Linked DNA regions of Homo sapiens: region 2 is linked to region 1. A link is a loop called in an ENCODE intact Hi-C map of the cell type or tissue named here. Cell type or tissue: endothelial cell of umbilical vein. All regions are shown on one strand. Each heading gives the region's core, and the rest is flanking DNA. Links, peaks and the distances in the headings are about the cores only.

Region 1 (5,385 bases), core at 112-5,111:
TGGAAAACCTTTAGATTCTGCTGCCACCTTGTGGTGGTCAGATTACAACATGGTGCCCCATGCTCTTGGGTTTTGCTAGGGCTCCTGCTTCATTCAGGTCTATTGTAGGGACAAAAAAAAAAAAAAAAAAAAAGACGAAGGCAAGCATACATAGTATTTTGTATATGCATTAAACAAGAATAGACAAAAAAAAATTGTTTAAGCATGAGAGATTATAGCACAATGATAAGACCAGTATCTTTGGAGCTATTCTAACTTCATTTATACCCCAAACTTCATTTATACTCCTGACTCAGCATTGGACTAGCTGTTTGATGCTGGGCAAGTCACTCTTACCCCTCTGTGAGCACTGTCTATTAAGTGGCAATAATAATAGTACCTCTCTCATGATGAGAGGTTAAATGAGGCAGTGATTGTTTGGCACTGAGTTCCTGGCATATGATTCTTGGTTAATAACAAATGATTGATATAGGTTGTATTAGTCCGTTTTCATACTGCTATAAAGAACTGCCTGAGACTGGGTAATTTATAAAGAAAACAGGTTTAATTGATTCACAGTTCAGCATGGCTGGGGAGACCTCAGGAAACTTACCATCACGGTGTAAGGTGAAGGAGAAACAAGGACCTTCACGAGGTGGCAGGAAGGAGAAGTGCCGAGCGAAGGGGGAAGAGCCTCTTACAAAACCATTAGATCTCCTGAGAACTCACTCACTATCATGAGAACAGCCTGGGGGAATCTGCTTCCATGATTCAATTACCTCCACCTGGTCTCTCCCTTGACACGTAGGGATTATGGGGACTACGATTCAAGACGATATTTGGGTGGGGACACAAACCCTAACCATATCATTGGTGAACAAGGAAATCAGGCTAGTTCCTTTCTGGGAGCCTTTTCCTTTTTTTTTTTTTTTTTTTTTTATGTTGGGTGCAAAATTGGAACTAACCAAAATTCTTGGTTTATAATGCATGTTCATCACTGGTCATGGAACACACACAAAAAAATGTGCTTGTGTGTTGGGAATGGATGCCTAGAAACTATCTGGATGCAACAGTTTAGTGTAATTCCAGGATTGAAAGAATACAACACACACCCACTTGTGAACACACATACATATATACACACATACACTCACACAAAAGGGGAAGCACATTCCAATTGGTTACAGTAACTCATTTCATCCTTATGCCAATTTTGTCCTAAAGGAGGACCGTTCCCTATCTTATCTAGGATATGCAGGTATGGAACCTGCAGGATTTCAAGGTCACCTTTAAATCTAGTGGGCATGAGCTTTAACCTATGAGGAAGGATGCATTCTGACTCTTTTTTAGAAGGATACAGTGAGCAAAGTGGAGGGAGTAAGACCCCCTACTGAGACAGATGGCTAAGCCCTTCCTGAAGGATAAGGTAAATAAGGGGTTGGTATTTTGCATTTTCTTCTAGTGAAATTTGTCTTTCAGCATTTAAAAATAGCTAACTCTGTTCTTTTATGAATTATTTTCATAGTTATGTCTTTACTCTCTTTTTAAGGGCTTTTTTATTTTTCTAAAATTCAAAGTTGAATATTCAGTTTATTAATTCTCTCTCAGCTAACAAAAACTCTTAAAGCTGTGAAATGACATATGAAAACACAGCTTTGTCATGTATCTCACACTTAAAATGTTGCATTTTCTTATTCATTTTTTCTCTAAAGAATCTGATATGGTCATCTTGATTTCTCTATGACTCTCGTGCTATTGGATAATTTTCCCTCTTTTTTGATTTTCACGTGGCTGGTTTTCAGGTTGTTTTGTTTTGAGGTATTCACTGGTTACAATGTGGCTAGAGGGTGTGGTCTATATCACTTCTGCTTCTGGAAATTTATTGAAATTTCTTATATGCAGTCCATTTTTATGACTATCTGTAGCTGATATGCTTTTCACAGGCCACAGGTTCAAGTTTGGTTAGAAAATGTAACATTATTTTCTATTACACAGTTTTCCTCTATTTTGAATATCCATTACTCCTAATGCATGTGCCCACAGACATTTTAAAATATAATTAAAAAAAATAAAAACCACAACAAACCACCAACCACACACACACCTAATGTTAGTCATCTCCAGGTAAACTCAGTAATTTTTTTCCAAGATTTTCCCAGTTAGTGTTTCCCCTTTTCCCAGGGGGGTTGGATCTAAGTCGTGGAGGTACTTTAGTAGCATTAAGGGAGGGTCATCTGAATGTTCTGGGGTCATCACCTTTCCACTTTAGTATCCATTGAGATGTACGTCATCTTCCCCTCCCAGCCTTTGTCGCCTTCCACAAACTTTGCAGACATTAGCTTAGTGACCTGTTTCCCACGTTTCCTAGTTCTGGGCACATGCATTTCTCCATCGGACCTCAAGGCCACTTCCACTCTCCCAGCCACCTGAGTGCCCCTCTTGGGCAAAGGGAAATCTTTGCATATTCTCGCGAGCAACTCTAGTATCTGAGGAAACGTGAGGCTGACCAATCTCCTCCAGTCCTTTGACAACCTTAATTGTTTGCGCGGCTACTGTGGGCTGACTTCTGCAAGGCTTATTGATTCCCTGTTTGTTCCGGAAATGTGCACTTGATGTGATCTCACATCTCTAGCTGGGGGGATTTTCATACCCCATTCAGGGCAGTTTCAACCCCTGAGAGCAGGTGCAGTGGACAAAGGGCACAGCCCCTTCCCAGAGACCCACGCTGCATCAGACTCTCGGTCTTACCGACGTCGCTAGTCCTGAGGCTGCTCGCCCCAACCCACCAGGTCCCGGCTGCGCTTTGGCGCCACCTAGTGGTGTCTTGGCGGCTCTGGCGTAAGCCGGCTTAGGATGCTGAGGGTGCTGTTGGGAAGGAGTCTCCGCCAGGCGGGGCCTCCCAGCGGAGCTACGAGCTCTCCAGGATCCGCCCGGTTACCGATGGCACTTGCTTTCTTGGCGGCTTCTGGGGAGACCGAGCAACGAGAGCACCGAGGACACAAAGGTCCACTTTCTACTTCTGGGTTTCCAAAAATAAGGCGGCCTGAGTTTTCAGCGCCTGGTCTTCCCACCACACCCTACCAAAGAAAGGAAATCACCTGGCGTAGGAAACAAGCCCTACCTTGCGCTTGTTTTCAGAATTCACAGATGGTGCAGGCGTGTTACCGTCGGGTTTACCCACTATCCCTCTATGCGTGTTGTGGGCACCTGAAAAGGAGGTGATAGCCCCTCTCTGTAAATGTGCAATTCCCCCTGCCCAGCCAAGGGAGACGCCAGGATGCAGAGTGCCAGGGTCAGGCAGGGCAGGAACCCAGGCTGCCGCAGCCGAAGGAGAGAAACCAAAGTTCCAGCCAACCCAGCCAAGCGAAGTGTAGCCAAGAGCTGGGAAGGAGAGAAACGGGAACCCGAACGAAGTCCCAAAGGAAGAGGCCTACATCAGAGCCCAAGCGTTCAAAGCAGCAAACAGGAGACGTGGCTGGAGGGGTTCCCTGAGTCACAGAGGCTGGCTTCTCATAGGGAGGGGCCCCAGGAGAATATAGGCCACTGAATTTTTTCCTTAAGTTTTATTTTGTCTGATATTAAATTTGCTAAACTTCTTTATACCCAACTTTTAAAACAATATATTATCTTTACTGTGGAAAAATGTGGAAAATTGGGGAAAACACATCCTGTATAACACGTAGAAAGGCTGCTGTTTATTTGTGTGCATGTGTGTGTGTATATATATATACATGTTTTCTAGGGATGCTGGGACAAATTACCACAAACTGGGTGACAACACAGATTTATTCTCTGCCATTTATGGAGAAAAAAGGCTGAACTCAAGATGTCTGCAGGGCTACCCTCCCTCCAAGGGCCCTAGAGGAGAATTTTTCTTGCTTCTTCCAGCTTTTGGTGACTCCAGGAGTTCCTTGGCTTGTAGCTGCATAACTCCAATCTTGGTATCCATCCTCACATGGCCATGGCTTTCTCTGTGTCTGTGTCTTCTCTTCTGTCTCCTATATAAGGATCGTTAAATTTAGGACTCATCCAGATAATCTAGGATGAGCTCATCTCAAGATCATTAACTCAATTATATCTACAAAGATACTATTGAGGAGCGTGGGTATTAGGACATGGATGGATATTTTTAGAGGTCATGATTCAACCCATTACAGTGTATGTGCATGTGTGTGTGTATATATGTATATGTTTTATGCACATATATATGGAGAAACAGAAAAAAACAAGCTACGATTCTACTATTCACATTTTGACGCATTTTCTTCAGGTGTTGGTGTTGGTTTTATGCAGAAATAAAACTTTTAAATGAAATTTAATTCATAGATGATATACGGATTTTATTCTATTTTCCATAATGATTTTTCCATCTTTAAATATTAATTTAAAACATAACTCTAATGGTTGCATCATAAACTATCTTAAATGTGCTATATTTTATTTAACCATTCAATTAATATTGAATACATAACTTTTTGGTGCTATAAATAAATGATGAGGTAGTGAACAAAGTAATAAAAATCTAGCTTCTAAGGAACAATTTGTTGTTTTTGCCACCTCACATCCATTGCCCCTTCTTCATAATATTACCTTAATTTTTCTTGGGGAACTAACATTTCTCTATTGGCTAATGATTGGCAAGACGATCAATTAAGATGCACTGAATATTTTTAGATTAAAAAATAGATGTGAAACCTAACTTACGATAGTTGGATGCTCTCTCCATAGCAACTGAATCTTAAGAAAAGTAAGACTGAAAACAGCTGTAGCTGATTCATCTGGTAGCTGATTCATCCTGTAGCTGATTCATTGTTTTCTGTTACCTGGTTCTCCAGAGCCACCCTGGTTCCTGCCCTTTTGGGGCCTAACTTTTCAGCTTTCTTTTTCAGTTCTATTAGCTGAACCAAAAATTTATGTTTTATTTTGTCTGAGTTGATTTCTGCTTTTGCAAACAAAGAATCTGAACTTCTACAAGGTGAATACTTCTGATTCATTTGTTTTTGGTATTTTTTGCTTTCTAATACAAATATTTAGTAATATAAATTTTCCTCTGAGAACAATTTTGTTGTTATACAAAATTGTTTTCTCACTGCTACTTTTTTTTTTTTTTTTTTTTGAGTTGGAGTCTTGCTCTGTCGCCCATGCTGGAGTGCCGTGGCGCGATCTCAGCTCACTGCAACCTCTGCCTCCTGGCAATTCTGCCTCAGCCTCCCAAGTCGCTGGGACTACAGGCACATGCCACCATGCCCGGCTAATTTTTGTATTTTTAAAGATGGGGTTTAGAGATGGGGTTTCACTGTGTTGCCCAGGCTGGTGTCAAACTCCTGATCTCAAGTGATCTGCTGGCCTCAGCCTCCCAAAGTGCTGGGATTACAGGCGTGAGTCACCATGCCCGGCCTGTTACTA
Region 2 (5,385 bases), core at 251-5,250, 48 kb before region 1:
ATTATAGACCAATATCTCTCATAAGTATAGATCAAAAATCCTTAACAATATATCAGCAAATAGAACTCAGAGACAAATAAAAAGAAGTGTATACAATGACCAAGTAGGGTTTATTCCAAAGAGGCAAGGTTCATTCAATGTTCAAAACAGATTTCACCAGACTAAATATTTTAAATCACATGATCATATAAAATGATGCATTATAAGCATTTAACAAAATTCACTCTTTCACAATAAAAACTCTCAGAAAATAGGAATAGAGGAAAATTTCCTCAAATTGATAAAGAGCATCCACAAAAAAACCTAAAGTTAACATGATACTTAATGAGAAAAGACTGAATGCTTTCCTTCTAAGATCAGGAAAAAGGCAAAGATATCCACTTTTACCAGTCTTAGCATAGTCCTAGATGTTCTAGCCAGTGAAATAAGGAAATAAAAGGCATAAAAATTGGAAAATAACTAAAACTCTCTCCATTTGCAGATAACACTATTGTTTACACAGAAAATTCCAAGGAATCTACACAAAAACTCCTAGACTAACAAATGAGTCCAGCAAGATCACAAAGATACAAGGTAAACATACAAAGATGAATTGCATTTCTATATAATAGAAAATGAAGACACAGACGCCGAAATTAAAAATACAATAACATTTAAAATCACTTAAAAAAAGAAAATGAATTACTTGCAGATAAATCTAACAAAATATGTGCCAACCTTGTATGCTAAATACAATGCTGAAAGAAAGCAAAACAGATCTCAATAAATGGAAATACATACAATATTTGTAGATTGGAAGACTCATTAGTAAAGATGTCAATTCTCCTCAAACTGACATTTAGATTTAATGCAATTTCTATCAAAATCTCAGCAGACTTTTTTGCTGATGTAGAAAAGATTATTCTAAAAACATATAAGGTGGCCTGACACTGTGGCTTGTGTGTGTAATCCCAGCTACTAGGGAGGCTGAGGTGGGAGAATAGCTTGAGCCAAGAGTTAGAGGCTGCAGTGAGCTAAGATTGCACCACTGCACTCCAGCCTGGGTGACTGGGGGAGACCCCCATCTCTAAAAAATAAATAAATAAAAATTTATAGAAAATTTTATATAAAAAGGCAAAGAAACATTAGCTAAAACTTTTGATAAAACAAGATTAAAATATTCTGATAAGATTAAAGATAAAGAAGAATCAGTCTACCAGTATCAGGATATTACATATAGCTACACCAATAAAGACAGTGGCCTGCTCCATACAAGGAAAAATTGGTAAGCTGGACTTCATCAAAATTAAAAAAACTTGTGATCTGCAAAAGACCCTTTTAAGAGGGTAAAAAAACAAGCTACAGAGTAGGAAAAAAATATTTGCAAACCACATATCCAATAGACTAGTATCTAGAATAAAGGGGATCTCTGTATTATTTCTTACAACTGCATATGAATTCTATAATTATCTCAAAAGTTTAATTGTACTTACTTCTTTATTTCAGAGACAGGATGCCACTCTGTCACCCAGCCTAGAGTACAGTGGCATGACATTGGCTCACTGCAGCCTCAACCTCCTGGGCTCAGGTGATCCTCCCACCTCAGCCTCCCTAGTTAGTTGGGACTATAGTGCATGCCACGATGCCCAGCTAATTTTTGTTTTCTGTAGAGGCCAGAGTCTCATTATATTGCCTAGGCTGGTCTCAAACTCCTGGGCTCAAGTGATCCTCCTGCTCAGCCTCCCAAAGTGCTGGGATTACAGGTGAGCTACCACACCCAGCCAAATTTTAAATATCAAATAACAAAGTATACCATCAAATCCACATTTATCATTTAAAATGCCTCTAATAATCTATTTTTCTTGGGGTTTCAAGAGCTTTTCTCATTTCACTTTCCTCTTATTTTTGCTACTCCAATGCCAAAAGATCATTGTATACCTCTTCCTTACAAATGTCAAGGAAATCCTTTACCTGACCAAAAACAAAATACTTGGCTAGCTGCATTATTTTTTTCCGTTTTAAAAAATGTATTCCATAAATATGACTTTCCTTAAATCAAACTCCATACCAAAAATTTTCATAGGATAAATTTAGTCCAGCCCAATGTCTGCTGTTTTTCTTCACTCATATTGCTTGATAAGACCACATTTCATATCAATATCTTTAGAATTTCATTGTTTATTAGCATCAGAGCTTCCCCAGGAAGTAGAAATTGGTTTGCACTGTGATGATTCTTGCTCGTTTAGATATTTCACTGGACAATGTGTGTTTTAAAATTCTAAGTTACAGGAAGTGGTAGGGAGATACAAAGTCAAGCACAAAGAGGAGGAAAGAAACAAAGGCACAATTTGCAAAGGGAAAAAAAACATAAAGAAGCAAGTTTTGAAAACTGATATGTTGAGAACAACAAGAAGAAAGAGACTTGGCTGGAATGTGCAACAAGATGTCAGTATGCCACTACACAATATCATAGTACCAAAAGATATGCGTGAGTCACAGAATCTGTCATGTTCCAGGCCTGTGAAAACAAGGTCAAATTGAAAGTCTGTGTTCCTCCACAGCTTTTTAATCAAAAACTATATAATGAAAGAGAGCCTATATTTTAATCCAAATCATCACTTTTGGCAAATGGCCTTCATCATTTATCTAACGTACAATAGAACATTTATTTAGAGTTCTAAACACTGGAAGCGTCTAAATACTGAAATGATAGAACTGTTATAAAAGAAGTTCGTTATTGTTGTCGTTGCTTTTGTTTTTGCTTTTATGTAATAATTAATCAATTATCAAACCACAGTAGTAACTGAAGGTAAATTCATGCAAGTTCAAAGTGCATGTCAATATGATGATCTTCAAGACTGAATGACAAGTAGGTGTTTTAACAGAGTCCCAGTCCATATGTATTATCATAAATCAAATTAAGGTAATCTAGTTAGTTGCATTGTGATGGTTCTTGCTCCCTTAAATGTTTCACTGCGTAATGTATATTTTAAAGATCTAACAGGTTTGCAGGTATGCAATTTATATTACATGCTTAAATTTCTTTCATCAAATCATTGTCCTCTTGGGAGTTAACAGATCTCAATTTTTTAAAAAAATTATAATTCTGCCGGGCGTGGTGGCTCACGCCTGTAATCCCAGCACTTTGGGAGGCCAAGGCAGGTGGATCACGACGTCAGGAGATCAAGACCACCCTGGCTAACACGGTGAAACCCCATCTCTACTAAAAATACAAAAAATTAGCCAGGCGTGGTGGCAGGCGCCTGTAGTCCCAGCTACTCCGGAGGCTGAGGCAGGAGAATGGCATGAATCCGGGAGGCGGAGCTTGCAGTGAACCGAGATCGTGCCACTGCACTCCAGCCTGGGCGACAGAGCGAGACTCCGTCTCAAAAAAATAAAATAAAATAAAATGGCTTTGTTTACTGATACCTCTTTATGACTAAAATAATAAAGAGGCAGGTTTGAAACTTTCGTTTCTTAAAAACAATGGTTTATTTACCAATCACAACTAATTCCACTGTACATACTCGTCATGCATTTAAGCAACATATAACCATCAAAGGTTTTTTACCCTGGGCGCCCAAATATCAAAAAGAAAAAAATCCGGGCCGGGTGCGGTGGCTCCCGCCTGTAATCCTAGCACTTTGGGTGGCGAGGCAAGCGGATGGCTTGAGCCCAGGAGTTCGACAGCAGCCTGGACAACAGGGCGAAACCCCGTCTCAAACAAAAATACAAAAAATTAGCTGGACGTGGTGTCGCGCACCTGTAGTCCCAGCTACTCAGGAGGCTAAGGTGAGAGGATCGCTTCAGCCCAGGAGACGGAGGTTGCAGTGAGCCAAGATTGCCCACTGCACTCTAGCCAGGACAAGAGAGGGAGAGACCCTGTTTCAAAAAAAAAAAAAAGAAAAAAGAAAATATCCCCCTTATAGAAAAATAAGCAAAAGACATACACAAAAGCCCTTAAACATATTATTGTGAGATTTTCAGCCTCACTCACAATAAGAAAAATAAAAATAAAAACTACACTGAAACACTACTTATCACATCATATTGACAAAAGCCCAAAAGTCTTTGGGTTGTTGAAAAAGCTACGGAGAACTTTATTGAAAGAGCTACAAAGAAATGAGCAATCTCATAGACTGCTAGAGGGAGAACAAAATGGTACAACCTCTAAAGTGGGTAATACCTACCAAATTCCAGATATATTCATCATTTTACTTAGCAATCTTACTTGTGGGAATCTATCCTATAGATACAGTACGAAATGTACAATAGGCCTAGCGCAGTGGCTCAGGCATGTAATCCCAGTACTTTGGGAGGCCAAGGCGGTCGGATCATTTGAGGTCAGGAGCTCAAAACCAGCCTGGCCAATATGGTGAAATCCCTTCTCTACTAAAACTACAAAAATCAGCCGGGCGTGGTGATGGGCACCTGTAATCCCAGCTACTCGCCAGGGTGAGGCAGGAGAATCGCTTGAGCCCGGGAGGCGGAGGTTGCAGTAAGCAGAGATTGCGCCACTGCATTCCACTCTGGGAGACAGAGCAAGACTCCGTCTCAAAAACAAAACAAATAAAAAAAGAAATGTGCAATAAAAAATGACCAATATTCAAGGCTATCCCTTCCTGCATTATTTTTTCTGGCAAAAGGCTGGAAATAATCCAAATATCCAGAAACAGAACTAGTTTAATAAACCATGATATATTTACATAATGGAATACTATGTAGCTATTTAAAAAAAATAAGGAAAACCTCTATATACTGATATGGACAAATCTCAAAAATATATGTATAACTAAAAAACTAAGCTGCAGAAGTCTATACAATAACACTATTTATTTTGTAAAAAGGAGAAAATAAGATAATATATGCTCCTATTTGCATAAGAAAGCAATGGAAGAATAAACAACAAACGAATAAAATGGGGAAATAGAAGGAATGAGACAAAAAATGTTTGTTAGATCTATGATTCATATCCTTTTCTTTCCACTTTTTAAATAAAATATTTCAAACCCACACAAGATAATTTACCTATATCATTTTTTATTTTCAAAATTACAGTAGATAAGATTTCCAGGAGCTCAGGTTCCTCAGAATTACATATTTGATCTGATGATAACTAACAAACTCTTGAAATTTAATACAGGAATACTTAGCAAATGCTACACTCCCATTTAATTTCTCTCTATGGCTACTAATTTTTCTGTGGTGTGAATCTAATCAATCAGATAACAAATCAGCATAACCTCCACTGGAAGAGCTTCAATGAAAATTGTTGTCTATTTAACTCAAACAAAATCAAACACAGAGCCCATTGCTAGCTAACTGAACCAAATCAACATTGTCTTATTAGCCACAGATTCTTCATAATTTTTTCATTTTTCCAGTTTGCTTGATAACTCAATGAGG

Evidence for each region. Peaks named below come from ENCODE experiments on the same cell type or tissue, not always from the same donor. Only the 100,000 strongest peaks of a DNase experiment are listed, where the experiment ranks them.
Region 2: a loop joins it to region 1, with 2.2 times the contacts of the local background. A loop is called at or near these places in 17 of 110 quality-filtered maps.

What each region holds. Positions count from the first base shown.
Region 1 is chr2:72,859,916-72,865,300 of GRCh38, forward strand. No RefSeq gene overlaps it. Among named protein-coding and RNA genes, the nearest start is that of SPR, 25 kb to the right of the region's middle. In endothelial cell of umbilical vein, for the core only: a CTCF peak has its summit at 2,803 (motif pointing left); a DNase peak (open chromatin) is centred at 2,786; H3K27me3 peaks cover 284 bases.
Region 2 is chr2:72,811,624-72,817,008 of GRCh38, forward strand. All of the region lies in intron 1 of EXOC6B (exocyst complex component 6B), which reads right to left. Among named protein-coding and RNA genes, the nearest start is that of EXOC6B, 12 kb to the right of the region's middle. In endothelial cell of umbilical vein, for the core only: no CTCF peak of the experiment used is centred there; a DNase peak (open chromatin) is centred at 2,358; H3K27ac peaks cover 319 bases.